2 separate regions of the Homo sapiens genome follow, and region 2 is linked to region 1. Evidence: chromatin loops called from intact Hi-C (ENCODE). Cell type or tissue: PC-3. All regions are shown on one strand. Links, peaks and the distances in the headings refer to the core of each region. The heading gives the core; the rest is flanking DNA. Region 1 overlaps SHANK2 (SH3 and multiple ankyrin repeat domains 2). Region 2 has its middle 92 kb from the start of SHANK2.

Evidence for each region. Hi-C counts contacts between places; a loop is a spot of excess contacts. Peaks named below come from ENCODE experiments on the same cell type or tissue, not always from the same donor. Only the 100,000 strongest peaks of a DNase experiment are listed, where the experiment ranks them.
Region 2: a loop joins it to region 1, with 16 times the contacts of the local background. A loop is called at or near these places in 4 of 110 quality-filtered maps.

What each region holds. Positions count from the first base shown.
Region 1 is chr11:71,077,826-71,094,017 of GRCh38, forward strand. SHANK2 (SH3 and multiple ankyrin repeat domains 2) reads right to left here. Exons shown (of 26, transcript NM_012309.5): 8 at 14,597-14,764. Among named protein-coding and RNA genes, the nearest start is that of SHANK2, 170 kb to the right of the region's middle. In PC-3, for the core only: CTCF peaks have their summits at 9,148 (motif pointing right) and 9,350; no DNase peak of the experiment used is centred there.
Region 2 is chr11:71,336,263-71,352,454 of GRCh38, forward strand. No RefSeq gene overlaps it. Among named protein-coding and RNA genes, the nearest start is that of SHANK2, 92 kb to the left of the region's middle. RefSeq lists an enhancer at 7,301-7,800. In PC-3, for the core only: a CTCF peak has its summit at 7,510 (motif pointing left); a DNase peak (open chromatin) is centred at 7,499; H3K27me3 peaks cover 584 bases.

The sequences.
Region 1 (16,192 bases), core at 4,832-12,831:
TCAAGGAAGTTACAAATACAGTACAGGAGAAAACTAGAATATGCCTTGTGGTGTTGGCTTGGAATGGGAGTATCAGTAGAAACTCACGGTTCCTAATATAGAGACTAATAAAAATGAAAATGTGGATGCCTGTGTGTCTACCCATCCCTAACTCTGCCTACTGAGAGGGTGCAGGACCAGCAACAGCCCAGCAGCCATCAGCACCCCAAGCACCTGCACCTTGGCTTCTAAATACCACTCCACACTAAAAAGAATCAGGCTCCTTGGAGAAGCAGCTGATTCCTGAGGCAAGGAAAGAGCAAGGTGAGCTTGAAATATCTTGTTGTGCCAGAAATAAAGGAAATGGTAAAAAAAAAAAAAAAATCAATGGGGCTGTGTCCCAAGGACACAGGAGCCATCCTGAAGGGACACCCACTGGCTAAAACTGGGATAATAATAACAGATTATTACCTCCTGAATAAAGAGAACTCTGCAAGTCTGCCTTGTTGTAAATATATGAATAAATAAACAAGAAGAGAAAGCTTTTCTTTACAACAGCAAGCCAACTAATAATGTAGAAGCAATGGTAGGATTAAAAAAAAATCTCCATTTAGCAACCATAATAGCATTAATTCTGGCAAGAAAGGCCAATGGATGCCAAAACTGTCAGGTGAAAGGGGTATGAGAAAACAGATTTTTGCATAGCCTCAAAGATCACCAAACAAGATCTATTAATTACAAAGGAGCAAAGTAAGGCAGGAGGTGGGACTCAGGAAGCGGGACTCAGACACCGGACCAAACTGAGGACTAGCTAAAACAGGGCGGGGCAGAAGCAGCTTTCCATAAGACACGCCCATCAGTGTGCCACATCAGTTTACTGTTGCCATGGCAACACCCAGAAGTTACCACCCCTTTCCCTGGCAATGGCCTGACGACTCAGAAGTTACCACCCTTTTCCTAGCAATTCCTGCAGAACCTGCCCCATAATTTGCATGTAATTAAAAGTGGGTATAAATGTGAGTGCAGCCCGGCCTCTGAGCTGCTGCTTTGGGTACACTGCCTCTGGGGCAGCCCTGCTCTGCAAGGAGCAGTCTCTGCTGCTGTTCACAGCTGCTTCAATAAAGGTTTTGCCAACATCACCATCCTGCCCTTGAATTCTTTCCTGGGTGGAGCCAAGAGCCCTCCTGGGCTAAGCCCCCATTTTTGGGCTCACCTGCCCTGCATCAAAAGAGGAGAAACCCAACAGACCCCACCTGACTAGGTGGTCGGTGTGACCTCCACAATGAGTACCAGGCGAATGGTCCCCATGTATCCCCGTGAAGGTGTGATGCTGACAGCACAGCATCCTTTCTAAGGCATTCCTGCCAAATGCATATGCTGGATCCCATCACGAGCAAACACTGAGCAAACCCAACAAAATGACCGCCCCAAAATCTTCAAAACAGTCACAGCCATAGGAATTAAGGGAAGCCCGAGGGAGTCTCCCAGATGGAAAGGCTCCAGGCAGGTCCCAGGCTGGATCCTCTTCTATCAGGGATGTTACTGGGACACCGTCACCACTCAAATGTGCTCTCCGCGTGGAGGGCATATGGGAGTTCCTTGTACTATTCTTGCAACTATTCTATAAGCTGGAAATGGAAACAGTAATTTACAATTTTAAAAAGAAAGTTAATAGGCCAGGTGTGGTGGCTCATGCCTGTAATCCCAGCACTTTGGGAGGCCGAGGCGGGCGGATCACGAGGTCAGGAGATCGAGACCATCCTGGCTAACACAGTGAAACCCCGTCTCTACTAAAAATACAAAAAATTAGCCGGGTGTGGTGGCGGGTGCCTGTAGTCCCAGCTACTTGGGAGGCTGAGGCGGGAGAATGGCGTGAACCCGGGAGGCGGAGCTTGCAGTGAGCCAAGATCACGCCACTGCACTCCAGCCTGGGAGACAGAGTGAGACTCCGAGAAAAGAGAGAAAGAAAGAGAGAGTAAGAAAGAGAGAGAAGAGAGAGAGAGAAAGAAAAAGAGAAAGGGAAAGGGAAAGGGAGGGGAAGGAAGGGGAGGGGAAGGGAGGGGAGGGGAAGGGAGGGGAGGGGAGGGGAAGGAAGGGGAGGGGAGGGGAAGGAAGGGGAGGGAAGGAGAGGAGAGGGAAGTGGGGAAGGAGGGAAAGAAGGAAAGAAAGAACGAACTCGCTTGACACAAAGATACTGAAAGCTACCAAAGTGTTAAAAGAAGGAATTCATCCTCCCACAAGAGAAGCAACACTAACCTCCTTTTCTTATTTTGAAAAGGGTGTCTGGTCTCTGGCTGTTGAGACAGCTGAGAGGGTGATAGGAGGGTGGAGAGTAATGGGATGAAAGGCAAAACACTGCCCTTGACACCTGCACCCCGTACCCACTCTCCTGAGGTGCTTTTTGGAAAATGCATGTGTGGGAGGCTCCACCCATGTCTGCTGCCTCTGAATCTCCTGCTGAGGCCTGGGCAGGGGCACCTGGAGATGGCTCCCCTCGAGACTGTTTGCCCCAGCGATGCCTAGCGTCCCACCCGCCCTGTGCAACCACAAGACTTGGTGTGAATTAGAAAAAAGGGTGCTCCTTCCTTCAAGCCATTTAACGCCACCTGCTGGACACTGGTGATACATCTACAGGACCTAAAACTATGGCAAGAGGAACGGCGCCACCTGGGGTTGTGCAATGCCCAGCACAGCAACCAGAGCAGCGGGGAGGTCACTGCACTGCAGGGGAGCAGCACAGGTCGGCTGAGACGAACCCCCTATCACTTCTGCTTGGCTCTGTGCCCCAAACAAAATTGTTCCCAACCACACTTAGGCATTTCTCCCAAAACATATGCCTTGTGACATGAGGTAGAGACACCACAGCCCACACAACAAAGAGTCACATCATTTCGGCTCTCACTGGGTCAGGAAGTGGGCTGCCCGTCAGTAGAGAAACAACGTCTCGTCCAAACACAAGCAAATCCCCCTCGCATGGCCTGAGCCACCAGCTGCTCCGTGGCCCCGCATACCACGGTTTTCAAAGGCTGGCTGTGGTCTTCCTGCTGGCCCAGTAGTCAAGGAGGCCAATGCACCTGAATGAATGCAGGAACACGGGCAGCGGACGGGCTGTGATGCAAACCAGAAAGTGGCTAGTTCAGTTTTGTTGGTGTTGCGGGCTGAATTGCATCCCTGCAGCATTCATGCGTTGGAGTCCCCACCCCCAGTACCTCCGCATGGGGCTGTATGTGAAGAGGGTCTTTCGAGAGGTGATTAAGTTAAAATGAGGCCATTAGGGGGCCCCTAATCCCATCTGGCCTGGCTGGTATCCTTATAAGAAGAGGAGCTGGGGACACAGACACACAGAGGGACGACCCTGTGAAGATGCAGAGAAAAGGCGGTGTCTGCAAGCCAAGGAGAGAGGACTCAGGAGGAACCAGCCCTGCGACGCCTTCGTTTGGGACTCCAGCCTCCAGAACTGTGAGATAATGAATGTCTATTGTTTGAGGAACTTTGCAGTGGCAGCCCTATGCAGCAAACACAATCACTTTGGGTCTACTAATGTGTGCTGTTCAGCCTGAAATGATCACAGACAAAAGACATCATGCTATAATTCCAAAAGGAGAGATGACTGGCATTCCCACATAAAGCTGCGGCCCTTGCCCACCTTCCCCATGGAGCCCATCACTCTCATAACATGATTTTTGGAAAGATGAGGTCTCTTAAAGATGTCACCTATGTCAGGAGGGCAGGATAGAGGACCTGCCAAAGTGCAGAGGGTGGGGTGCTGGTCTCGGGGTCTTCACCCATCCCCTCTCCTGTTCCCCGCATGTCCCTGAAGAGTCAGGGCTGACTGGGAAGGCAGGTACTCAAGGGTCCTCATTCCCTCTGGAGGCTCAGAGAGAGAGGATGCCTCTCTTCCTTCTCCAAACAGAACCTTGCCAGGCCAGAGGGGCTCAGAATATGGAACTGACCTCCCAGGTCAATTCAGAGCTGATCCCCTGAAAGCACAGCTCACTGTTGCGGCTCCAGACACGGGGGCCACAGAGGCTCGGCCGCTCGTGCCCAGGGGCAGACCCTGAGCCCCAGGTCCAGAGTGACACGGGGAAGGGCTCCCGTGCTCTGGTCCTGCCACCTGGCAGGGACCCCACACTCTCACACCCTGGAGGTGCTCATCTGGAAAGGTGCAGTACCTGCCAGCACCCACGTCCCACAGTGAGGCTCGGTCCCAGTTCCAAGGCTGCCAAGCACATGCCAGCACAAAGGGCCAGAACCCTGTTCACAATGTCCCCCCGGAGCCAATGCATGCCAGCTGCCCAGATCTGAGGGTCACCTGCCAGCACCACAGCCTGGTTCCAACACTGCTCCCACGTCCCCTGGCCAGAATGAGCCACTCCTGGCTGGCACTGTGGAGCTCCTGGGCTCTCCACCTGGCTGCTGTTCACGCTGGCCCTTCCTGTGCTACCTGGCATTGTGCTTACCGTGACCAAGCCCAGGCTTGGACACCGCGGTCACTGCGGTGCCTGAACAGTGGTCATCTCAGTGCCTAGGCAATGGTCATCTTGGGGCCTGGACACAGCAATCACCTCGATACCTAGATGGACAGTGATCGCCTCAGCACCTGGACACGGTGGGTACCACAGTACACTAGAAAAACCTCAATCTGAAGGAAGACCACAACCCATGTGGCTCCATCCCATTCTAAATGCTAACTTTCCAGTCAAGCATTGACTCCCATCTCTACCAGGCAGCTCACGCTGGGCTGTACACAGTCCCACCCTGGCAGGAAGGTAACCAGAAAGCTTGGACCCAGAACGACATAACGTGGGGCTCCAGCAAAGAACCTCCCACAGGCCTGGGAGGATCAGGGGCCTGTCCCCTCGCCGTGGGGCCCAGAGAGGCTCAAGAGCTGAGGGCATCCGGCCAGGGATGGGCAGGGGGCAGCCTGGAGCAGGAGGAGAGGAGAAGTCACTGTGGCCCGAAACTATTTCTTTAAGGCGGACACTCTTCATTTAAATGCGATAAATAACAAATAGCAGCCAGTAACAACATTCAGACTGATGTCACACCCATTGCACAATGGGAGCAAAATCAAACGAGGGGCTGGGAGCAGGTGTGGTAGGCACTCTCTGAATACAACGGATTGTTTCTTAACGCCCGCCCCCCCCCCAACCCTTCTGAAACAGGTTCTCACTCTGGTTGCCCAGGCTGGAGTACAGTGGCATAATCTTGGCTCACTGCAGCCTCCACCTCCAGGCTCAGGGGGTCCTCCCACCTCAGCCTCCAAAGTAGCTGGGATTACAGGAATGTGCCACCATGCCCTAATTTTTGTATTTTTGGTAGAGACAAGTTTTGCCATGTTGGCTGGGCTGGTTTTGAACTTCTAGGCTCAAGTGATCTGCCTGCCTCAGCCTCCCAAACTGCTGGGACTATAGTGTGAGCCCCTGTGCCCAGCCTAATGTATTATTTACTTCTAATGATGACGTCAGACGTGGCCACATGATGATGACAATGATGACAATGAGGATGATGATGGGGGGACAGATGATGACAATAATGATAGGGACATTTATTAAGCACCTGGTCTATGCCGGGCACTGCAGAAAATGCCTCACGTAAATTCTGTCATAGCTGTCTCCAGAGCTCTACAAACTGTTACTCAGCCAACCTGAGAGATTAGCACACAAGCTCAGAGAGGGTGGGGCACTTGCTCAGGTGAGCCAGCGAGCGATGAGGTGGGTTTGCAACCCCAGGCTGCATAACACCCAGGCCAGAATATGGCCAACAGACAGCATGAGGAGAGTCCCTCATCCCGAAGATACTGAGTCAAACTCAGAGAGGGAGGGAGAGAGCCAGGCTTTGCCCCAAGGAAGGTACCGGGGTTCAGCACATGGAAACGCAGGGTCTGGATCCCTCACCAAGCGGCATCCTCTCCAGGACCACACCCCCTGTGGCCAGGGCCAGCGTGCTGTGAAGTTGCACGGTGGATGTAAAAGTCTTTAGCAATTAAAAATACAGAATGAATACCCCCAAATCTGACCCCTGATGTCCTTGGGTTGTGGGAATGCATTGGGGTGTTTCTTAACTTGCTTCTTTATACTTCTTTGTATTTTCCAAGATTTCCATGATGCATGGGTAATTTTTTGGTAATCAAAAACAAAACAAAACAGGGTAATTTGAATAACAACTTTTTTTTGGGGGGGGGAGACAGAGTCTTGCTCTGTCTCCCAGGCTGGAGTGCAGTGGCGCAGTCTCAGCTCGCTGCAAGCTCTGCCTCCTGGGTTCATGCCATTCTCCTGCCTCAGCCTCCCGAGTAGCTGGGTCTACAGGCACCAGCCATCACTTGCTGCTAATTTTTTTTGTATTTTTAGTAGAGATGGGGTTTCACCGTGTTAGCCAGGATGGTCTCGATCTCCTGACCTCGTGATCTGCCCGCCTTGGTCTCCCAAAGTGCTGCGATTACAGGCATAAGCCACCGCACCCGGCCCGAATAACAACTTTTAAGATAATTTGCAGACAGCCTGAGCTCAAATGGGGCTCTTCTAACATCAGCCTGTGGGGATGGGGCATATCCCCACTGTGTGAAGTGGAGGGTGGATCTGAAATGTGTCCTTAGGCCATGTGCACCTGGCCTGAGACAATGATGGGAAAGCAGCGGCCTGGGGAACCCTGGAGTACACCTGCAGCATCTGTGAGCAGGCCTGGCTGTGGCCGCGCAGGCTCTCCCACACGATGAACGCCCAGAACCCTGGGACAGGGCTGTCCATTCTCCAGGTGCTAGAACAGAGACACAGACTTTAAATGCAAAGCCCATCAGCCTGAGAGCTCGGAGGTGCTTCTCCCGAGAGGGCAGAGCCAGGCACAGCCCAGTGAGGTCCAGGAAAACCCACCTGCCCCTGTAATTTCTTCTGCCACAAATGTGCTGTGAGTGGTTTGGATGTGAGAACCCTACAGGCAGCATAGAGAACCAGGCTTCTGGTAAGAGACAGGCCAGGAGTGAATCCAGCTCAGCCAACTGCTTGCTCCGTGGCCTTGGGCAAGTTACCTGCCCTCTCTGGGCCTGTGAACTCATATGGGAAACAGCAATGAGAAGTAACCAGCTCTGAGGATATAGAATCATAGTGCAATTAAAGCAGCTCAGGACAATGAATGCCCCCAAATTGCTACGGGTCCTATACACATTTGACCATTTTTACAAAGACAAGCCTCTGTCATGTGCCTGGGTTTGCTACGGGTCCTATACACATTTGACCATTTTTACAAAGACAAGCCTCTGTCATGTGCCTGGAAGGGTTTGTTCATTAAAGGAAATCTGAAATTAAATGTTCCTCTTCCAGGAGCACTCCTGTTTTAATGATATCAGTGACAGCTCTCAAAATCAGTAGACTTTAGGCTAGGCATGGTGGCTCACTCCTGTAATCCCAGCACTTTGGGAGGTTGAGGAGGGCAGATCACTTGAGGTCAGGAGTTCGAGACAAGCCTAGCCAACATGTTGAAACCCTGTCTCTACTAAAAATACAAAATTAGCTGGGCGTGGTGGCACACGCCTCTAATCCCAGGTACTTGGGAGGCTGAGGCAAGAGAATTGCTTGAACTCAGGAGGCGGAGGTTGCAATCAGCCAAGATTGCCCCACTTCACCCCAGCCTGGGCAACAGAGCAAGACTCCATCTTAAATATATATATATATATAATATATATGTTATATAATATATAATATATATGTTATATTATATATGCTATATATTATATTATATAAAATATATAACATATTATATTATATAAAATATATATTATATAATATATTATATAATATATATATTAAATATATATTATATTATATATTATAATATATATAATATATTATGTTATATATTATATTATATATGTTATATATATAATATAATATATAACATATTATATGTTATATATATTATATTATATAAAATATAATATATTATATAATATATTATGTTATATAATATATATTATATTTATATTATATAATATATGATACAACATAATATATTATGTTATATTATATAATAATATTATACAACAATAATATATATTGTTATTTTAATATATTATATATTTATATAACCTTAATATATATATTAATTATATATTAATATAACATAATAAATTGTTATATATTAATATGTTATATATATTATGTTATATATTATATATATTATGTTATATATTATATTATGTTATATATTATTATATATAACATATTATATGTTATATATATTATATAATATGTTATATAATATATTATATAATATATTATGTTATATAATATATTAAATTATATAATATATTATGTTATATAATATATTAAATTATATAATATATTATGTTATATAATATATTAAATTATATAATATATTATGTTATATAATATATTAAATTATATAATATATTATGTTATATAATATATTAAATTATATAATATATTATGTTATATATGTTATATATTATATATGTTATATTATATATGTTATATAAGATGTTATATAAGATATAGTATATGTTATATTATATATGTTATATAAGATATAGTATATGTTATATTATATATGATATACATTTATAATATATGATATATGATATATTATTTATAATATATAATACATATTATATATTTATAATTTATATATTATATTATATATAATTATGTAATATATAATTTGTTATATAATTATGTAATACATAATTTATTATATATAATATATAATATAAATATATATAAATATATTATATATAATAATATATATATCATTAGACTTGGAGTTAAGCAGATGATTCTCCATAATATTGAGTGGGCCCCATCCAATCAGTTGAAGGCCTTAAGACTGAGGTCCCCTGAGAAGGATGAGATCCTGCTAGAGATGGACTTGAGACCCGCACTGTGGCATTTACCGGGCCACTTGGCAGGGTAAATGTGAGCACTTATGAGGATGATCTGGGAGGCAGGCGGCACTGTCCGCTGCTCCTGCAGGCCCGTGCAGGGCACCCGCACCCATCCCTTATCTGCTCCGTCCCTTATCATCTGATAGGCACAAGGGCCCTGCAGATGAATGAGAGGAGGCTCGCGAAGGCAAAGTTGCTTCACATTATCACTGAGAATCTTTAGCAGGGGAGAAAATGGCTTTCCGGGCCTTTCATGAACAGGCAGCAGACCACCAGAGGGCAGTGAACGCACCTGGCTGGCTTTCCAAACCCTGCTCCACATTTTCTAAGCTGAGGTGGGAGCAGGTGCACTGCCCCAGAGCTCAAGCCTCCAAGGTACCAGTGCAGCTGCACAGGCTCAGGCCCCGGGACCAAGGTGGCCGGGTGGCTCTGGGACAGCCAGGCTCTGAATGCAAAGCGCAGGGCCTCAGGGACAGAACCTGGCCCTTTGCAGGCCAGGAGTCACAGCTGAGAGCTGCAGTGAGTGACTGATGGTCAGGGCTCCTGCCAGCCTCCACCGTTACCTCCATCCCAGGGCCAGCTGGAGAGATGGGCCCGGAGACATTTGCCTGGTTGGGAGAGAGGGCAGGAAAAAGGAAAAAGGAGGGGTGTGGGAGGGGAAAGGACGGAGCTCCAGGAATCCCCAAAGTTGAGACACAGGGGCTATTCTGGCAAAAGGGCTGGCGGCTGGATTCAGGACTCTGTGAACTACTCCACGTTTAAGGAGGTTTTAGCCTGCATCACACCTTCAGAGCTCAACAGGAAAACAGCAATGCAACCAGAGCACTGTGATGTCTAAAGGGAAGACATGTCTGGAAAACACAAATTCAAGCAGGCATTCTCACAGAGAACAAGCGAGCTTCGGGTCCCATACGCATTTAGCTGGTTTTGTTGTTGTTGTTGTTGTTGTTGTAGTTTTGCTCTTATTGTCCAGGCTGAAGTGCAGTGGCGCAATATCGGCTCACTATAACCTCTGCCTGCTGGGTTCAAGCGATTTGCACGCCTCAGCCGCTCAAGTAGCTGGAATTACAGGCGTGGTACCTCCACACTTGGCTAATTTTTGTATTTTTAGTAAGACAGGGTTTCACCATGTTGGCCAGGCTGGTCTCGAACTGCTGGCCTCAGGTGATCCACCTGCCTCAGCCTCCCAAAGTGCTGGGATTACAGGCGTGAGCCACCGCACCTGGCTGCATTTGACTATTTTTACAAAGAGACGCCTCTGTCCTGTGCCTGGAGGACTCATTCACTAAAGGAAACCTGAATTTAAACCTTCCTCTTCCTTGGGCGCTCCTGTCTTCATGAAGTCAGTGACTGCTCTCAAAACCAGTAGACTAAATTGATGATTCTCCATAATGTGGGTGGGCCCCATCCAATCAGTTGGAGGCCTCAAGAGAAAAAAGACTGAGGTCCCCTGAGGAGGAAGAGATTCTGCCAGAGACAAACAGGATCCCCGCAGCGGCATCAACTCTTCCTGGGTCTCCAGCCTGCCCTGCAGATTTTGGACTTGCAGCTCCACCACTGCATGAGCCAATTCTTCAAAATACTATTTTAAAAAATTCTGTATCTGTACACACACACACATGCATGCATGTGCACACCCTATTGGTTCTGTTTTTCTGGAGAACTCATCACACCTGAACACACAAACAACATTGAGTGGTTTCTATGGTGTCATCCAGCGACATCAAATGACAGTTCTGTTCACGTGAATCACCGACTTTGAGTTGACTGAGAACAAGACTCATTATCCATTTGGCCAGGCGGGAGGGACGTCCCCAACGTCCATGTCTCTTAGAGACTCACAACTCAGCCTTGTCCCCTGGGGGCCGGCAGCTGTTCGGTGGAGACCCTGTGAGACTCGAGAAAGATGTGGGTGTTCAGGGTTCCATGACTCCCGCCCCTCGCCCAGCCATGTTTGCTGGTAGAAATGTCTCGTGGGTGACTGCACCACCCCACCAGGGGCCTCCCCTCATCCTGAACTTGACCTTGTGGGTGACTGCACCACCCCACCAGGGGCCGCCCCTCATCCTGAACTTGACCTTGTGGGTGACTGCACCACCCCACCAGGGGCTGCCCCTCGTCCTGAACTTGACCTTGTGGGTGACTGCACCACCCCACCAGAGGCCTCCCCTCGTCCTGAACTTGACCTTGTGGGTGACTGCACCACCCCACCAGAGGCCTCCCCTCGTCCTGAACTTGACCTTGTGGGTGACTGCACCACCCCACCAGGGGCCTCCCCTCATCCTGAACTTGACCTTGTGGGTGACTGCACCACCCCACCAGGGGCCGCCCCTCGTCCTGAACTTGACCTTGACCTCAAATCAGCCTAGTGAGTTTTAAAAACCAAGCTCATTAGCGCTTTGGCAGTCCCAAGAACTGCCCTTTTCCAAGCAGGTCACCTTGGAAGCTTGGGACAGCTCCCAACACAGCTGAGATTCTCCTTCGGGAGCTGCCTCTTCCACATCCTCAACAGGAGCCGAAGCTCACGCCATGCAGACGGGCTTGGCCTCAAAAACACCAGCACAGAGCTGACAGCCAAGCGCAGCAAGGAGAGGAGACGGGCAGAGGAACGGGGCCATGTCTCAGGGCGTGAGCGTCTGCATGGCCACTGCATGAGCACCAGTGCCCAGAAATACAGAACACTGTCAGGCCTGCTCAGAAGCATGTCCACGCACATGTGGACCTGTATGTACATGCGTGCGTGCGAGTGTGTGTGTGTGTGTAATTTATGTTCGTCTTTCTATCTCATGTCTGGTTTCCCCCCACGGGAACACCAGGGGCTTGCATCAGGCATTTCTGTTCACTGCTGCAGGCTGTGTATTCAGGACACCGAGACACATGGCTGGGGCTCACACCCAGTAGACGACGTTTGTGGCTGATGAGCACCCATTAGCAGTGGGTAGGGTCTGTGGTGCACCCGGAATGGCTGGAAGTGGGTCAGGCGTGAAGAGGCGAGCGTGGTCAGGCCAGGAGACCTCTTGGGGACCCCCTGAAACAGCTCAGACACAAATGAGGAGGGGGCCAGGGAATGAGCGTGGCCAGGGCCAGATGCTGTGGAGAGGCTCAGAAGGGCCAGGCCTGACACTGACACACAGCCGAGGGATGGCAGGGCCATCTGGGGCTGGAACCGTTGGTTGACAAAGGGGGAAGAGGTCAAGGGGAGGAAGGAGGAGGGAACAAGGACAGAAACACTGGCGAGTTTCCACCAGGGACAAAGCGAGGGCAGGGCAGGAGACTGAGGAGGGGAAGCAGCTCCCCCAACCCAAAAACCTCCGAGTGCTGTGCAAGAATTCACCTGCTGCTTCCACATTCAGGATATATCAGTCAGGGTTCTACAGAGACACAGAACGTGTGTGTGTGTGTGTGTGTGTGTGTATCCTGCTGCTTCTACATTCAGGGTGTATCAGCCAGGGTTCTCCAGAGAAACACAACCTGTGTGTGTGTGTGTGTGTGTGTGTGTATGTGTCCTGCTGCTTCTACATTCAGGGTGTATCAGCCAGGGTTCTCCAGAGAAACACAACCTCTGTGTGTGTGTGTGTGTGTGTGTGTGTGTCCTGCTGCTTCTACATTCAGGGTGTATCAGCCAGGGCTCTCCAGAGAAACACAACCTCTGTGTGTGTGTGTGTGTGTGTGTGTGTGTGTGTGTCCCCTGCTGCTTCTACATTCAGGGTGTATCAGCCAGGGTTCTCCAGAGAAACACTACGTGTGTGTGTGTGTGTGTGTGTGTGTGTGTGTGTGTGTGTCCTGCTGCTTCTACATTCAGGGTGTATCAGCCAGGGCTCTCCAGAGAAACACAACCTCTGTGTGTGTGTGTGTGTGTGTGTGTGTCCTGCTGCTTCTACATTCAGGGTGTATCAGCCAGGGTTCTCCAGAGAAACACAACCTCTGTGTGTGTGTGTGTGTGTGTGTGTGTGTGTGTGTCTGTGTACATAGATACATTTATATGTTATATATGTATATGCACGCAGAGAATTTTTAAAAGTTTAGAGCTTAGACACATAAAATTAAAGATAGAAATATTTTAAAGAGTTGGCTCATGCAATCACGGAGGCTGTAAGTCTGAAATCTGCAGGGCAGGCTGGAGACCCAGGGCAGTGTTCAGCGGGAATCTGGAGTCTTTTTCTGGCAGAATTCCTTCTTTCTTGGGATCTCAGTCTTTTTCCTCTTAAGGCCTTCAACTCATTGGATGGGGCCCACCCACATCATGGAGGGTCATCGGCTTAACTCAAAGTCCACTGATTTAAATGTTAATCCCATCTTAAAAAACACCTTCTCAGCAACAACTAGAATATTGTTTGATCAAATATCTAGGAGCTAGAGCCTAGCCAAGTTGACACATAAAATTAATGATCACAGGGGAAAATTATTTTCCTTTTTCATAAAGAAAAGCACAATAATGACAAGAAATCTCATGGCGGGTGCATGGAAGAGGACTTCCAAAGACCAGTCATTACTGCTTCCCTGCCTGCGGGCTCCAGCTTGGGTGTGGGCCGGGGGCTGCCATGAACAGCCCCACAGACCCCTACTCATCCCTCGGGAGGAACAGGGGCTTCTCCAGGCTGCAGGGCCGACGATGAACCAGAACTGACCTAGCACAAGAAAGCCCAGGGAGGGCGGGGCCTGCTGGCACCCCCACTGCCCAGTCTGACCACAGTGGGCAGAGTGCATAACCTCCCTTACAGGTGTGTAAGGTGGTAATGGCAGAGGAGAACACAAGGTAGCCAGAGAAACCATGGCAGTCACTGTGTAGAGAACCAAGCAAGAAACCAGTCAGGGCCCTCTGTCCTTGACCTCCCCTTGCTGTTCCAGAGCCTCCTCTTGACCTCCTAGGTAGACAGGTGCTATCAGCTCTCCCAGACCCACCTCACCCCTCTGCCTGGAGACCCTGGCCTGCAGCCTGCACCACAGCACTCCCTCACTGTCCTCCAACTCTGGCAGGGCTCAGCCAAGAGAAGAGAGGCAGATATTCCTTCCCTGAGTCCTCCCTGACATGGGCCTGCGGGCCCCCTCCTCAGCCCTGGCTCTCCTGCTCCCGGGAGCATCATCTCCTCTCCCTGCCCATCAGCTCACAGGTGCTGATGGCTCCCCAAGACTGCTCTTCTATGGGGTCCTCAGCCTTTAACCCCGTCCACACCTCTACCTGATCAGGTAAAGACTTTTCACTGGAGACAGCCGGTGAAATCTGTTTCTTGCCAAGACCAGGCTGACCTACCTCCTAACCCAACTGTTGCAAGGTTGGGCCTGAAAAACACGCCCCTCGTGCGTGCAAATCAGGACTTCCTGGGGCTCACCTGTGCTCAGAAAACACCGGTGCTTTCTGGTATCCTGCCCTGTCAGGACGGTGGGAACTTGGAGAGGGCAGGGCTCCTGGGAAGGGGGCGTCCACCCCATAACTGCAGGGCACTCCTGCTGTGCAGAAACTCAGCAGCCTTGCCTCATCTTCCAGTTTCTCCAGAGAAGTCAGAAATGTCTATTTCTATGCAAATGTGTCTGTTTTCAAATACTGACGTTCACATTTTAAAATCATTTTTAATTCACATATTTTCAGGAACTCTGGGCAGGCCAAACAAAATACCTGAAGGCAGGATCTAACCTTTGGGCCACCCTGCTTATCTGCGGGATCGGAGGAGAAGGGGAAGTCAGTTCGTGGGTACAACAGAGTGGAGAAGCGGGCCCACGTACCTGGTGGATCTCGTGCCAGCCGTTCTCATCTTTGCAGCACACAGTGGCGTGTTCGTGCAGGAGAAGCTCGCAGCAGTAGGGATCACCTCCGACGATGGCTGTGTGATACAGCGGGGTGAGGCCGTAACTGTCTTTATAATCTGGGGATGCACCAAGCTCTAAAAGGGTCTAGGAAAAAAAAATTGAAAGCCGTCGTTATTGGTCTCATGACCCCTTTTGCAGAGTGAGGTGATCCAGAAAGCAGCACCAGGACCACCCTCCCCCAGGTCAAGGCAACCCACACCCTGAGTACCCAGTGCTTCTCCTGGGCTCCCCAGAATTAAGAAGGGTATAACCTGGCCGGGTGTGGTGGCTGACGCCTATGATCCCAGCATTTTGGGAGGCTGAGGCAGGTGGATCACCCGGGGTCAGGAGTTCAAGACCAGCCTGGCCAACATGGCAAAACCCTGTCTCTATGAAAAATACAAAAAAAATAGCCAGCGTGGTGGCAGGTGTCTGTAATCCCAGCTACTTGGGAGGCTGAGACAGGAGAATTGCTTGAACCTGGGAGGTGGAGGTTGCAGTGATCCAAGATTGCACCATTGCACTCCAGCCTGGGCAACAAGAGCAAAGCTCAGTCTCAAAAATAAAGGGGGGGGGGGGCAGGTATAACTTTAGACAACTACATTTCTAGTTCTGAAATAGCAAACAGTGCCCAGAAATGCAGGGCAGGCTGACATTTGGGAGACGAGGAGACCTGCAGCACTCAGACCCTTCCTCGGCCTGGTCAACATTTTGTGCCAGTGGTGTGGCATGGGCAGCAATACAGTGACTGCAACATTTGCGGAAGAGAGAAAAGGTGCATGGTTTAACCTACATGCCCAGTGGAAAACCACCTCATTCCGCACGCTGAGGGTGGCGAACCTAGCAAGCATCGCGTCTTCAAGAATGCTCCTGATTTCCGAGGAAGCCAACGGGTACGGTGTGGCTCTGCGTCCCCACTCAAATCTCAATTCAAATTGTAACCCCCAGTGCTGGAGGTGGGGCCTGATGGGAGGTGATGGGTCATGGGGGCGGATTCTCAGGAATGGCTTAACACCACCCACTCAGTGCTGCTTTCGTGATAGTGAGTGAGTGCTCATGAGATCTACTGTTTAAAAGTGTGGCATCTCCTCCCTCTCTGTCTTCCTCCCACTCCGGTCACAGGAACTGCCTGCTCCCGCTTCACCTTCCACCATGATTGGAAACTTCCTGAGGCCTCCCTGGAAGCAGAAACTGCTCTGCTTCCTGTACAGCCTGCAGAATCATGAGCCAATGAAACCTCTTCTTATAAATTACTCCGATCTCACATTTCTTTATTGCAACGCAGGAACAGACTCACACACCAACAGAAGGGGTGCAGCTGAAATGAAGTGAAAGTCCTGAGACTTTAGGGACAGCGAGGCCCCCGTCTTGGGGGTCAACCTGCAGCGGCACGTCCCATCCCTGCTGGTGTGGGCTCTGGTGGAGGATGCCTGGGCGTGCACCACCCTGTCCAGAGGCGCCGTGGCTGCAGTGTGAGGCAGGGGCACGGAGCAGTAAGACAGCAGCAGGGGAAGGTGAGGCGCGGAACCCACA
Region 2 (16,192 bases), core at 3,256-11,255, 260 kb after region 1:
TCCATCATCCACATTGCACAGTTCTGAGAATGAGCACCAGTGCCATCAATAATTCCACCAGGGCAACAGGTGTAAAACAGGGATTGTCCTAGCAAGCCGGACCATATGGCTGCCGCCCTTATCTGTGCAATCGGCTGATTTGCAGGGATAATGAGATATTCGATGAGAAAGGTTTTGTGACTTAGAGCAGCACCAGAATCAGTGCCAAGCCATTTTTGTAGCTCACTTATTTGTCCCACAGGCAGTGTCCTCTGGCGATGTGCTTTGCTGTTTGAGCTCTGAAAGGTGGTGCTGGAGAGGCTTATAGAGAGGGGTACCCCATGGCTTGTGAGCCCACCCAGGGCCCAGGCTTGCCCAGAGGCAGCACGGAAAATGGAAAGAACAGGGGCTTTGGGGCTGGACCCGTCCAGGTTCCCTTTAGTTTCCCACCCCACGGCTTCATAGCTGAGCACAGATATTGGTTGTTGGTGCTGTGTTTCTCCAGGACCTGCCTCCTTAGGTCTTGGTAAGGATAATCTGCCCTTCTAAGACACACTCTAAAAGCACTGGTCCCTTCTGCTTTCCAGCCTCCCTGGAAGCTGGGCATGGGAATGTGGATTGACTCAGCCAATCAGATGAGCCTGCCCTGAGTCATTTGTCCAATCAGGTGTCCTTTCCCTGAAAGTCTTGCCCAATCAGATGCACCTGTCCTAAACAGGGACAGTCAGATGCAGCCACTGTAAATTGTGTCCAATCAGATGTCTGCCCTGAACTGTGGATCGGAACCATGGGAAAAGGAGGCTGAGACTGGGAGAGGCCAGTGTGACCTGGTGGCCTGTGTCTGGGGCCGGCAGGGCATATGTCCACGCACACCTCCTGTCACCAGTTCCGCAGCGTTTTCCCTTCCTTCTGGCCATGTTTGTGCTGCCCTTTATTTTTCTAATACATTTCTGTTCTGCTTATGCAAGACAGAACCTGTTTTTCTCTTGCTTACAACTAAAGAACCCTGGCTAATGTGCTGCATGAGCTAGAGCAGTTCTTGCCATTCTCTGAGCCTTACACAGTTATCTTCACAATGGAACAAGGATCCCTACCCTGCAGGGTTTTTTAAAGATGAAGGAGCATGCTTTCTGCATAGCACTGCATCCAGCCACGTAGCCCTGGAGCAGCTGTGGGTGCAGCCTGCACAGAGGGGAAAAGGAGCTGTCGTGGTTTTGATGTTTGTCTCCTCCAAAGCTCATGTTGAACTGCAATCTCCAGTGTTGGAGGTGTGGGCCTGGTGGGAGGTGATTGGATCATGGGGGTGGCTCGTTCGTGAGTGGCTTAGCACTGTCCCCTTGGTGATGATGTGATAAACAAACTCACCCATCCAAACCCAAAGAATGGACTCAGGCACCTGGAGAATGGTGAACATGAGACTTTTAATGATGCCTTTGCAAGATCAGGTGTCGATGGGCAGGCACACCCAGCACGGTTTCAACAAGCAGTTCATCCCCCAGTGCACAGGTCGCTCCCCTGGTTCTTCATAGGCTGAGTACTGTGGGGTCACAATCTTCCCAGATGTTGCCTATTGATTGTTAGGCAGGGACTTCAGGTGTTTTATTTTTGGGAGTTGTCCTGCTGCACTTTGTTGCAGCCCACAATGCACTGCAATCCTAGTCAGCTCGGGGGCTCTTCAAGTATTTGACTTATGACTTAAGTATCTGGGCAGGCTGATAAGAACAGAAAAAGCTAGCTATTTTGCAGGCTAGTACATTTTCATTTTTTTTTTTTTTTTTTGAGACTGAGTCTCGCTCTGTTGCTCAGGCTGGAGTGCAGTGCCACAATCTCAGCTCACTGCAACCTCCACCTTCTGGGTTCAAGTGATTCTTCTGCCTCAGCCTCCCGAGTATCTGGGACCACAGGCACGCGTCACCATGCCTGGCTAATTTTTGTATTTTTAGTAGAGATGGGGTTACACCATATTGGCCAGGCTCGTCTCAAACTCCTGACCTCAAGTAATCCGCCTGCCTCGGCCTCCCAAAGTGCTGGGGTTACAGGCGTGAGCCACTGCCCCCGGCCTGTAAACTTTCATCTTAGACTAAACTTCTTCAGTTCACGTAAGGGCAACCAAGGGGGTTGGAGGGCTGGCAAGCGGGCCTTGGCTATCCAAGCAGGGGCCTAGTATATCCTGTTTCTTCTGTAGTTTGCTGACCTAAGCCAATTTAAGGCACTTTGTCTTGGAAATGGGCCACTGCATACATTATTTCCTTCAATGAGTGAGTTCTTGCTCGGGAAGTTTATGCAAGATCTAATTGTTTAAATGTGTGTGGCCCCTTCCCCCGTCGCTCTCTTGCTCCATCTCTCACGCTGCGACACGCTGGCTCCCTGCCACCTTTCACCATGATCGGAAGCTTCCTGAGGCTTCACCAGAAGCAGATGCTGGCACCATGCTTCCTGTTCGTGAGACACAATGACACCTCTTTTCTGTATAAATTACCCAGCCTCAGGTATTTCTTTATAGCAATGCAAGAACGGCCTGACAGAGGAGACTACCATAGCAAATAGCAGCGTGTGAACTACCCATTAAAGTACTTGCTAAGCTAATCTCCTCCTTTCTGCCAAGGGGTTAAAATGTTCAGAAACAACAATTCAACCTTCAGAAATGATGGCAAGCCAAACTCATTTAATGTGCGGCAGGCAGAGCTTCGCTCCCCGTACAGGGCTGCCAGATAACATGTGGGATAAACAGTGGGTTATTATTTATTTTAGTGTAAGTATGCCTCATGCACTATTTGGACATACTTATATGTAAAAAAAAAATACTGTGTGTCTGGGATTCCAATATAACTATGCACCCTGTTACTTTTATTTGCTAAGTCTTGGCCCCCTCACACCCTGGTTGCCTCCTCCAGGATTTTTTCTCTTGACTCTCATGTCCTACGTTTGCTTTGCTTTGGGGGAGCTCTGCAGACAGCCAAATGCTGTTTTTGCAGCGTGACTCTGAAAGCCTGCATTTGCTCCAGAGCTTATTAAGACAAGCCATTTCCACCACGATGAAGAGCACGCACGCACAGCCGTATCCCAGAATCAACGGTGTCTCAACGACAAAATTGAAAGCATTCTCACGTATTCCACCACTGGGAGTCCAATATGAAGCAGCAACACCCTTCTGGGTCATTATGGCTCATTTTCACTTTCAAAAGCACATGCTTCTGGGTGGTCTGGCCCCCGCGCCTGCCTCCGGCCCTCCTGTTCCTCACACCCACGCATAGTTAAGGTCCATTATGCACCCGACTCTGTCCAGGCAGGGAGCTGCCAGGGACAGTCATTTTCCAAAGAGGAAACACATTTGCTTAGCAAGTCTAGGCCTGCTGGTCTCCCCATCCAGACAGACAGGGAAGCTTCTCGTTACTTCTAATGCATCGCCCTGGGAGGCCGAAGGAGACCATTTCGGGAACTGTGCTTCCCAGCACAGGCTCTACCTCCAAAACACAGCAGGCAGGGGACAGAGCCTGGTGGCTGCCGCATGGTTACCTGTAACCAAGAGGTCACCCAGGGCTGAGGTGTAGGTGAGTCAGCGGCTACCCGTGTGTGGTCTCTCTGGAGCCCGCAGAGCTGGCAACTCAACTAGGAGTTCAAAGCTGTGATTTTACACGTCCGTGGAGCAGATATCAGGAGCTTAAAGAAATCATCTTCATCCCTTACAGTCCCTGGGGATGCATCTCCTGTGCTTCTCTGGTCTTTAAAGAGAAGGGCGATTTGGGTTAATTACCATAGTTACTGTCATTGCCTATTGGGCTCTGTGATGCTGGTTTCTCAGGATTAGTCATAAAATACGTGGATGGCCATTCCAAAGATGAGTTCTTACTGTAGTTGATTTTAAAGGCACTTCAGGGGAAGCCAAGGAACCAAGCTGCCAAAGGGCTACTGATGTTCTTTTTGGACCGAGCGCAACGGTCCTTTCATGTCTGCGTTCCTCCATCCGTCACTGATTCGCTCCAACGACACTGGCGGCACATTCACTGTGCGCTGAGGCTTCTGGGTGGGGTGTGGGGCCTCTGTGGTGAAGGAGGATGAGATAGGGAGGCCCATGTCCTGCAGGTCACAGTCCAGTGAGGAGTGCTCCTGAGACAGAGTTCAGCCTACATGCCGTGGAAATGGGCAGCTCCACGGTGAGCAAGCCTCAGGGGGCTGCACAGCAGGCAGTGGGTGTCAGGGGTGCAGTGGGGGCAGCTCCAACTCCACCTGGCCACAGACTCATACTCCGTCTTTCTCAGCTTCTGCCCTAATCCTGGTCCTCCTCCCTGTGCCCCCCACCCCTGCATGATGACACCTAGCATTGGTGCAGGCTGGGAATGTAGCTCTTTAGCTGAGCTGAATGCCTGCCTCAGCCTCACCGGGCCACTGTCATAGGGAGAAGGAAAGGGTGGTATCGGAAAGGCCACCATCACGGTCTGATGTGCCCTGGGGTTTACACTCTCAGGGGATGGTCTGTCTATGCTTAGGTCAAAATTCCAGCATCTGCCTTGCTTCCTCTTCTCTTGCAACCTTTATTGACCCTAAGCAAGTTCTCTTAAATCTACTTTGAAAGCATAGACTAGTCTGCACACATTTCTCCAGCTTTACTCCGTCACCCTCGCCCTGGTCACTGGTAACTCTCTCCTGGGCTTCTATAGTAACCTCCTAAGGGGTCTCTTTGCATGTCCCTTCTCTGTTGATACTGTCTTCTTAGAATGGCCAGAGTGATGTTTTGTTTTTTGTGGGGTTTTTTTTGAGACAGGGTCTCACTCTGTGGCCCAGGCTGGAGTGCAGTGGCACAATCTCGGTTCACTGCAACCTCTGCCTCCCAGGTTCAAGGGTTTCTCCCACCTCAGCTTCACGAGTAGCTGGGACTACAGGCACAAGCCAATACGCCCAGCTAATTTTTGTATTTTTAGTAGAGACAGGGGTTCACCATGTTAGCCAGGCTGGTCTTGAACTCCTGACCTCAGGTGATCCTCGTGCCTTGGCCTCCCAAAGTGCTGGAATTACAGGCGTGGGCCACTGTGCCCGGCCCAGAGTGATCCTTTAACTGCATAAACCAGATCATGTCCCATCTTTACTGAAAACTCTCCAGTAGCGTAAGATCCAGATCCCTTGCCTGGGCTTACAAACTCTGCAGGCTTCAGTTCGCAGCCTCCCCAGGTGCTCGTGCTGCCTGCTTCCACAGGTTCCACCGATGGTCCTTTCTTCTCTTCCACAGACATTCCACCCCCATCCCTACCTCAGGGCCTGGGCGCCAACTGTTCCTTCCACCTGGGGTGCTCTTCCCTGGCTCCTTCTTGTCATGTGGGTCTCCACTAAAGACCACGACCTCCAAAAGGAGACCTCACTCTCCACCTGCCACTAGCCTGACATTGGTTTATTTTCCTTACCCGTCTGCCTGCTCTCCGCCTTGCCCTGCTGGAGCCTGTTTGTCTCGTGTATGCTCTATCCCTACAGCACTGTCCAGCAAGGAGCAGGTGCACGGTGGGCAGATGTGCTCGGGTGAGCTGAGGTGGGAGCACAGACATGCAGGGATGGGGTGGCTCCTAGGTGGACCCCCATAGGTGGGAGGAGCTGGCCAGGTGACGAGTCAGGGAGGACATCTCGGGAGGAGGCAGCAGCTCTGGACAAATCTCAGGTGAGGGAAATAGCTTGGGACATTCAAAAAATGGAAAGATGACCAACATAGACACGGCATGGGTTGCACGGCTGGCCACTCAAAATGTGGCTGAGAGGTCCATGCCAGGCAGGGCCCTGCAGGCCAGGCTGTGAAATGTTGTCCGAAGGGCAACAGGGCAGCACTGAAGGCTTTGAGGAAGGGGGTGACATGGTCCAGTTTGCATTTCACAAATGTTGCAAGGAGGAAAACGGAAGGGAGTAGAGCTGGGGGTGCCCAGGAGACCAGCGAGGGGCTCGCAGTCGTCCAGGCAAGAAACCAGGGGCTTGGGCAGGAGGTCTGCATTGAAGGGAGTGCCAACAAGTCCCGGGAGAGTCAAGGGTGACTCCTCAGGTCTCGGGGTGCTTGTGAGGCTTCCCAGTGGAGAACGTGAGAAGTGGGTTGGGTAATGTGATTACGTCACATCTCAGAGCCAGAGGAATGCAGAGTCCTCCGACCACAGCCACGTCAGAGCTCAAGTTCAAGCTGCGACTGATCCCCGTGGGCTGAGATGTGTCTCCCCACAATTCCTATGTTGATATCCTAACCCCAGCACCTCAGCATGTGACTGTATTTGGAGACCGGACCTTTGTTTTGATTATTTATTTGTTTTTTGAGACAGAAATCTCTGTGTAACCTGGGCTGGAGTGCAGTGGTGCAATCATGGTTCAATGCAGCCTCGACCTCCTGGGCTCAAGGGATCCTCACACCTCAGCCTCACAGGAAGCTAGGGCTACAAGCGCGCACCACCAGCCCAGCCGACTTTTTTATTTTTTGTAGAAACGAAGTCTTGCCATGTTGCTCAGGCTGATCTCAAATTCCTGGGCTCAAGTGATCCTCCCGCCTTGGCCTCCCAAGTAGCTGAGACCACAGGCATGTACCACCATGCCTGGCTAATTTTTTTAAAAATATGTTTTTAAGAGACAGGTTCTCACTATATTGCCCAGGCTTGTGTCAAACTCCTGGGCTCAAACAATCCTCTTGCCTCAGCCTCCCAAAGTGCTGGGATTACAGGCATGAGCCATCGTGCCTGGTGGAGATAGGGTCTTTATAGAGGTGATTATTTTAAAATGAAGTCACATGGGTGGGCCCTAAACCCATCTGACTGGTGTCCTTATCAAAAGAGGAGATGAGGGCACAGACATGCACAGGGGAACACAGGGAAGGTGGCAGCTATAAGCCACAGTGAAGGGCCTCTGGAGGAACCAACTCTGCTGCCTTGATCTTGGGCTGCAACCCCAGAACTGTAGAGGATAAACACCTGTGGGGCTTTGTGACTGCAGCCCCAGCTGACTCATGCACTGATACTGAAGCAGAAGCAGGCAGGGAGTGGGGAGAGAGAGAGAACCCCAGACCACCTTTCCCAGCCAAGCTTCCAGAAGAGCTGTCCCGCTCCCATTTCGCCTCCTCACTTCCCAGCCCTGCATTCGGGGACCCTCTCTCCAAGAAGGCCTGTCCCCACGCCCTGGTCACGCTCCACTTGCCCCATTCCCGGGGTCCATTGTGGGTTCCGTCCCTTCTTCCACCCGTTCCGATGCTGTTTTTCCCGGGCTCTCCTCACCCAGGGAAGGGCCCTCGCCCCACCCACAGGCTGGGGACTCAGGAAGCCCACCTGCAGCCACATTCTCAACGCCCATGCTCCCATCCACCCTCCCTGCGGCCCCTGACACGGCTGCTCACACCCAGGCCTACCACGTCCTCCTCCCGATGTCCCTGTGCTCTGCAGCAGGCTCAGGCTCAGGGACAGCATTGTCATCACCCTGAGCACCCGTTGTGGAACCCCAAGGCCACTCCATGCTCCTCCCTCCCACCCGGAACCCAGTCAGCTGCCAACTCCTTTGACCCACATGCTCCCTCTGCAGGCTGGGATTAGAATTCGCGTCCTGACCTGGAGGCCAAAGCCCCTGCTGGTCCCCTGCCCTCCTCGGGTTCTGCAGGCCAAGAGCCGGGGTTTTGGCAGAGCCCTGAGTTTGAGCATTGCCACTCAGGGTTGAATGGCCTTTGACAAGTTCCTGAAGTTCCCTACATCTCAGTTTCCCCTTCTGTAAAGTGGGGCTAGAAATACAGCCTCCCTGGTAGGGCTATTGTGTTATACCAGACAGAGAATGCACAACACCGTCCTGGTCATTGCTGAACTAGTGAGAGCTGCTTTCCCTCCTCTTCCTCTTGCCCTCTCCCTCCTCCTCCCTCCGCTCACTCCCACTCCTCTTCCTCCCGCTTCCTCCTGCCCGTCCCTTTCCTCTCCCCTGTTGCAGCCCCTCATCTCCTGGCTCACCCTGTTTAGATCTGCAGATGCCCTAGTTCTGTGCCAGGCTACAGTACAGCAGGTACATTTCCTTCAGGAAGCCGTGCCCTGCTCCTGACCAGGACGAAGGAGCCACTGCCCACCCCTCCGTGAGGCCAAACCTGCTCCTGTTCCCCCATCTGTGTGTCCCCTTCTCAGACTCCTGTACGGGAGTTCAACCATTTCCAGAGACCCCACGGAGGCTGGAGTTTTTGTTCTCAGCCTAAAGGGTCTGTGTTGTTTTCCCAACCAGGAGACTGGGGCCAAAGCGTCCAACAAACAGGAGAGCAGGCCCAGCATCTGCAGCCCCAGCCCCAGCTGATACACAGCTAGACGCCCCCTCCTCACAGCCCCCTGTGGAGTGTGCAGAGACATGGGATTTAGAGAAGGGAATGAGGTGGTCCTGAGCAGTTTACTTTGAGAAATTAACCCCAGAAACTGCTGAAAGTCACTGTAGTGTGAGTGGACAGGTACTTCTGCTTTTCTGGGAGAAGGAAGTTGCTGGGGGGTCCTCCAGACAGCATTCCCGGCCTTGCTCTCCCATGTCTGCACCTGGCATTGGAGAGGAGCAAGTGCTGCTCTTAGATCCTGCATTTATTTTAGGAGGTGGGGAGGGGACCCCTGGCCCTGACTACCCCAGGGTGGCCTGTGAACAGCAGCATTTCATCACGGGGGTGCTGGTCAGAAAGGCCGAACCCCAGGCCTGCCCCACGCATAGGCACCGTGCCTGGTGCATGTGGGCTTCGTAAGTCAACAAGAGAGTGGACTGTGTCATTGGTTCAGTGACCAGCCGTATTCAGAAGGACTGGAACACGGGGTGTACACGGCAGAGCCGTGGGAGGAAAAGCGAGTGGGGTAAGCGTCTGTGAGTGGATAAAACCCAGCTCCTGCCCTTGGAGAGCTCATAGGTGAATTGGTTCATAACCTCAACTTGCAGGATTTCCCGGGACTAGCCTGTGCCCCAGTGAGTTTGCTACTCAGGGTATGATCTGAGGTCAGCAGCAGCCCCTGAGAGTTTATCAGGAAAGAAAAGTCCTGGGCCCAACCCCAGACTGGCAAATTGGGTGTTGAGGCCAGGAATCTAGGTTTTAACAAGCATTCCTGGTGATTTTTTCTTTTTTTTTTTTTTTTTGAGACGGAGTTTTGCTCTTGTTGCCCAGGCTGGAGTGCAGTGGCGTGATCTTGGCTCGCTGCAACCTCTGCCTTCTGGGTTCAAGTGATTCTCCTGCCTCAGCCTCACAAGTAGGTGGGATTACAGGTGCCCATGACCACGCCTGGCTAATTTTTTTATTTTTAGTAGAGTCAGGGTTTCTCCATGTTGGCCGGGCTGGTCTGGAACTCCTGACCGCTGGTGATCCACCCACCTTGGCCTCCCAAAGTGCTGGGATTACAGGCGTGAGCCACCCCGCCTGGCCTAGCCTGTCCTTTTTAAGCCACTTTCCCAGAGACTTCATCCTGCAGCCGCCAGTCACATCGCGTGGTTCTTAGATGTGTCGCATGACGAGACCTAGCAGGGGCGCAGGCTGGGAATGCAGCTCTTTAGCCGGGCTGCACGCCTGCCTCAGCCTCACCAGGCCACTGTCATAGGAAGAAGGAAAGGGTGGTATTGGGAAGGCCACCATTGCGGTCTGCTGTGCCCTGGGGGTAACTCTTAATGCTGCCTACCAGATTGTCTGGTTTTCCTCTGTGCATGAACATGGCAGGATTGCCTGTTCTGTCTCCTTTGCAGGGAGTAGTGAATATGGTACAAGCTACTCCCCATGGACTGTGGGGAGAAGTAGGCAAAGCATTTAAAATGCTGGCATGCGACTCCAAGAGCACTCTTCCTTTGCCTGGCAGCTGAGGGGCTTGAGCACACAGCTGTTCCCTCCCTACACCCTGGCCCTGAGGGACATCTCTGCACAGAGCCTCCTTGCTCACTGTCCCTGCTGCCTGAGGACCTGCAATGGATATGTGGTCTCAACAAGAGATGATCTGCTGTTCTTTTAAATGACTGGGATATGGGGGATGTTTGATACTTCAGCATAACCTTGATCATCCTGACTGATACAACAAATATTGTAGTCCTATAAAATAATTTTTAAACAAATTATTTCTTCGTAATCTGCTCATGAAACTCTTGTCCCTTCTTCAAGATGCAGTCCCTCCTCTGGGAAGCCTATCCTGACTTGAGTCTCAAGTTGAATTGACCTTGCGTTTCCACTCTTCTTTACATGGTGCCTCTATAGAGTAGTGGCTTCCTAGATTGTCAGTTGTCTATGTACCAAACTCCCCTCCCCAAACTGAGTTTCTTAAGGTCAAGGTGGCATTTATCTCCATATCCTAGCTCCAGAACAGTGCCCAGCATGTATGAGGCCTTCAAGTTGGTCTTGCTGGATTGAACTGAAGTAGAGACACAGATAGACAGGTGCATCAAACTGCAGAATTTTCTTGTCCATATGCTTTTGCTCATTCTTCCTTCTGTGCTTGCAGTGTTCTATTTTGCTTCTTGAATCCCCATCTTTCTATTTATATCATAAATTATATTTATATTCACCTGTAAGGGTGCTGTCTCTTGAAGGGAAAGTGATTGATCATTCAATAAATGTTTTTTGAGAAACTACTATGTGCCAGGTACCTTTCTAGATTCTGGATATACAGTGATGGATGAAATAGACAAAGGTATGTTCATTCCAGTAGATAAGATAGAAATAAAAATACATTAGGATATAATAAATACATAACGTCAGCTGATGACAAATGCTGTGCAGAAAAGTAAATCAGTGGAAGGGGTTAGAGAGTGATGGGAGATGCTGCTTTTAAAGGGAGGTATAGAAAAGCCTCTTTGAGTAGGTAACATTTGAGCTGACCCATGAAGAAAATGAGGAAATTCACAATGCACATACCTGCAGGAAGAGCATGTCTAGTAGAGGGAACAGAAAATGTAAAGCCCATGGTGGGAAGCACAGGCAGGCCAGTGTGACTGAGTGCAGTGAGTGAAGGGAAGAACAGAGATGAGACTGGAGAGGCAGTTGGGGATGGATCTTTTAGGGTCCTAAAAGCAGGGCTGAGCGGCTTGAATTTTACTGTAAGCTCAATGGGAAGCCAGGATTGTTTTAAGTAGGACAGAGACAAAATCCAGCTTGTGCTTTAAAAAGATCATGCTGGCCAATAGTTGAAGAATAGATTGGGTTAGGGGGAGTCTCATTAGGAAGGCATTGAGTGTCCCAGGTAAAGGTTGATGGTATTCCAGGTGAAAGTCAATAGTGGCTTGGGCAGAGGGTGTCAGGGAAGGTGCCACAGGGGAAGAACAGTTCTGAAGGCATGGGAAGTGTGAATCCCACACTGTATTTTGGACACGTCTGATTCAAGATGCCTGTTAGACACTGAATGGTCTTTCCAGGAGACCAGATTCACTAGTCTGGAATCATGGCAGTGGATGGGGCTTGGCATGTAAGTTTGAGAGTTCTTAACATTTAGGTGATTTTTAATTCAGTAGGCTGGACTGGATCACCTGGAAAAGCTGGTAGATAGATCAGCACAGAGATCTGAGGACAAGACTGAAGGTTTCATCTAAGTTGTGAAGGAGAGAGAGTTAGCAAAGAAGGAGAAAGAATGGCTTGGAAGGTAGGCACAAGGAGAAGCGCAAAAGAAGAGTGTGTCCAAAAGGCAAAATGAAGACTCTCATTGAAACATGAAATGAGCACCTAAGATGCTATTTAACTCAGGAATAAATGAAGGAACTAATCAGATGTTACAACCAGTTCAAAGGAGGAGTCAAAGCCCCAGCCATTCTAGAGGCACTAAAGAAACCTGAATCAAATTTACAAACATTCATGGCAGGTCTACCAGAGGCCAATAACCAATTGCATTCCAGCAGACACAACTAATTTGCCTTTCTAGAAACAAAAGTTATTTGCATTGTTCTCAGTTTTCTACAACTTTTCTCAATTCATAAAGTAGCCCAATGAAAGGTAGAAAGAATCCAGAGGGTGTACTAGACAGGATGCTCAGTAAAGTTTGCTTGGTTTTTTTCTTCCCACTTTAAATTCTTCTCCCAATTTTTCCTGACACAGGGACTACAGTGTCTTAGAACTCACAGGAATGAAGTCTTTCCCGAAGGAGAAAAGATCAGCTGTGTCAAAAGCTATGGTGAAAGGAAGATGAGAATGTGCTAATGGATTTGCCAGCATGGTGGTCATTGGTGACATTGACAAAGATAGTTTTGGTGGATTGGGGGAAGAACCTCAGCTTGGATGGGGTTCAGGAGAGATTGCAGGGTGAAATAGTAGAGACAGAATGGACACTTTGGGGAGTTTAACCACAAAATCCTCTGAGAGAGGCTCAGAAGGAACAACTCTCAGGGCCCCACAGTGATAAGGTAAGTTCTTAACACATCCCTTGAGGCCACCTCCAGAGACTCGTTCCTTCCCTTGAAAATGCCAATCTAAGCCATCGTAAGCCACCTGTCCCATGGGAGAGCATTAAAGCAAAAACCCTAATTATCAAAGGAGAAAGAATTTTAGTCGGTGCAAACAGGATAAATACCATTACTTTTCCCAAGTGTGCATTTTCTGAACCCGGAATATTGGGGCCCACCAAAAGGCTGCAACAATTTTCTAGGTTCCAGGTCAGGGTTTTTCTCTTCTGTCAACTCCTTGCTGCCTCCATCTTCCAGTGCCCAAGTGCCCTTCTTTCCCTACTCTCCCTCCTTCCCCTAAAGCTGCTCAGCACTGGCTCAGAACCAGTGGCTGAGGGCTGACAGCTATTATGAAGCGCAGCAGGAATTTAACCTGCATTCGGGGCTCCAGAGCCCTTGCTCTTTTAGCTGCATTGGTGCTGCTATGCTAGCGTCTTCTGCCGAGAGAAAATGTGTTGCAAACACCTATGTGCTTCCCCAGGTGAAGCGCTGTGCTCTGCAAATGTGTGATTTTGTGCACTTGCCTCAGATAATTATCTGATCATACCGAGGATTACCTTTGGGAAAAACAAATAGGCCAAGGGAAACTGAGAGAGGAAGAGAAAATGAGGGAGGAGCGTGGAAGGCTGGGGCTGGGGCGGTGCGGGAGGGGCTCGGCCTCAAGCCGCCCCATCCCCAGCACTCATGCTTTGCAGGTTCCCTCTCACTGAAGCCGTCTCACAGCAGACACTGTGGGAGTTGGGCTTCTTCCCACTTCACAGAAGCAACTGAGGTTCTGGAAGTTTGGTAAGGTCCTGGGCTGGGAATGACACCCATGTCCAGGTGACTACACGGTCCTATCCTCGGCCTCCCAAGCAGCTGTGAACCTGGAGGAGCTGCCTTTGAACTTGGAGCAGCACTGGATTTTCAGGAAAAGCAAAACTAGAGGCAAGCGGGAAAGAAGAGAGTGTGTTTTTGTTTTTTTGTTTTTTAGAGGAACCAACAGCATCGGCCAGGGGCTGTGCCCCCCCAGGAAAAACCCTGCTGTGGGGATGGCAGGCCATTGGCCATGGTTAAGTAGGGGCCTTGCTGGGGGAGCAGGTACAGCCTGAGGATCCCCTTTGTTCAGCCGCACATCCATCCGAGGCTCAGGCTGTTGTTCCCCGTTCACTCCCACAGTGAGTCAGGACTGGGTGGAAACAGGGCCAGTCACTCAGAAGGGTCTCGACCAGCTTCCTGGGTCGGGGATGACAGGGCCAGCCCGAGAGAGGCCGAGGGGAACAGGGAGCTCAGGTGGTTGGGCAGGAGCCAACGCTGAGAGTACAAGAGAGGTGGCTGCACAAAGGGAGTGAATCTCCATGACGTCTCTCTCCTGCACAGGGACCCAGAGTTACCCTGTGTGACATGCACGTGTGCAGCTGCAAGTTACGCAGCTCCTAGAAGCTGGTGAAGCGGGCTGATGTTGGTCAGAACCCACACAAGAGAAGAGCCAGCCTCCTGTGAGGCTTGTTCCCTCCTGATGTGGAGCCTTGGGATGTGGCTGGAGTGCCTTTATGTCCACCTCTAACCACCAAATACACCCCGTTTGCCACCAGGGGTTAGCTGGCCACTGTCACAGCAGGCGTGGCAGCAAAGGCGTACAAGGACCAAGTGGCTGGACCACAGCTAAGAAGGAGACAGAAGCATGAACCCAAATCTCCAGGCACTCCTGGGTTTCACGATTCTCTGGTGTTCTTTGAAAGCATAAAGAAAAAAAATGAGGATTTTAAAATGGCATGTTCTTGTAATGATGATGAGATCTGGGGTTTTCCAGAGATGCACCTGTAAGCATTGTAACCCCTGTCACACTTTTTTTTTTTTTTTTTGAGATGGAGTCTCACTCTGTCACCCAGGCTGGAGTGCAATGGCACCATCTCGGTTCACTGCAAACTCTGCCTCCTGGGTTCAAGTGATTCTCCTGCCTTAGCCTCCCGAGTAGCTGGGATTATAGGCGTGTGCCACCATAGCCAGCTAATTTTTATATTTTTATGTTTTTAGTAGAGCTGGGGTTTCATCATGTTGGCCAGGCTGATCTTGAACTCCTGACCTCAGGTGATCTGCCCACCTTGGCCTCCCAAAGTGCTGGGATTACAGGTGTGAGCCACCACGCCGGGCTCCCCATCACACTTTCTTAGACATCATCACTGTCTGTCCTTGTAGGAGGCAAGGGCTTGTTCTTTTTCTTCTTCCTTATCCTCCTTTTGTAAATCAAAGTAGGGCGTATGTGTGTGTGTCTCTGTGTGTGTGTGTGAGTGCATGCCACATAGTGCCAAAGGGATTGTAAGGATAAACAGCAGCCCCCACATGCACCCCACCCAGCTTCTTTAATTCTTTTAAGTATTTAAGTATTTCTTTTATCTGTATTATTAAACAATATGTTGCTTTTGTTGCAATCTCTTGATTCATCAGTTTTAAGCATCTCTACAGAATGGTGAATATTTACCTCTCTTTAAATCAGGATCTTAGCCAAAAGCAGTGGCTCGTGCCTATAATCTCAGGACTTTGGGAGGCTGAGGCAGAAGGATTGCTTGAGCCCAGGAGTTCAAGACCAGCCTGGGCAATACAGGAAAACCCCATCTCTACCAAAAAAAAAAAAAAAAAAAAAAAGGGCCAGGCACGGTAACTCACTGTGAGTGCAGTGGTGCAACTATAGGTCACTGCCTCCTTGACCTTGTGGGTGTAAGTGATCATTCCGTCTCAGCCTCCCAAGTAGCTGGTACTACAGGCACACGCCACTATGCCTGGCTAATTTTTTGGTTTCACCATGTTGCCCAGGCTGGTCTCAAACTCCTGGCCTCAAGCGATTCCCCCACCTTGGCCTACTAAAGTGCTGGGATTACAGGCATGAGCCACCATGCCTGGCCCAGGATCTTTCTTCTGAGCTGCTGCCTTCTTGGTTGTTTTTCCCACCTCTGCATAAGGCTTGATATAGTTTTACAACCATTTTCCCTCCTGGAATGTGAACTGCCAAGGGCCTAGGCAGCATGCATCATGATTCTTTGCCCAGAGCCCGTATCTGATAACCACTTTCATGAATAAAGATTGACATCCTTCCAGCATGCCATGTGTGTGATCTTCAAAACCAACCGCACCCTTAGTGCTCTTAGATATCAAGAAAAGGAAAAAGACCTCCCTCACATGTGTAGATTTTGGCAAACATCTTTCACTTGGCCATTATTCACTCTGTATCCGTTTAGACTTGGTCAAAACCAAGTCTCCCAGGAAGAGTCTGCAATGAAGGAAAACAATCACAAAAACATCTTGAGTTATAGAACTAGTAAACTGTCTGGTTTTGTTGTTGTTGTTTTGGATATTTACTGCTTCTCATAAGCAAGATAATCTGCCAGGGTTTGGGGTGTTATTGATCAAGTATTGGTAGAAACATAGCTAGCTTCCATCATTCCTACCAGAATTTTCCCAAACTGCCTCTTTTTTTCCTGCTGGCAATTATATGGGCTGCCCCGTCAGATGAGGGCACAGGACTCCCTCTCCCTCAGACTAATAAAGGCCCGCCTTGCAAGGCAGGTAAACAGGGCTGTCCTTTACAACTTTGCCAGTCTATTCTGCCCCAAGGCTGCTGGTAGCTTCTGTTGTGTTGTTAAAGACAATTTAGCCAAGTTTATTTTTTTCTCAAAGATTTTGACTTTAAAAAAAAAAGATTCCATTGTGTAAATGTCTTAGTGCCTCACCCGCTCTCTAGATGAGGTTTTGGGCTGTGGAATTGGGGCCTCTCCATTTCTGACGTCCCCATTTCCCAAAATAGGCCATGTGTGAGCCAACTCGCTGGCCCAGATCACCCGCCGGGGCCCTTGGGTATGTGACTGCGCCTGCCACAACTCTCAACTTGACC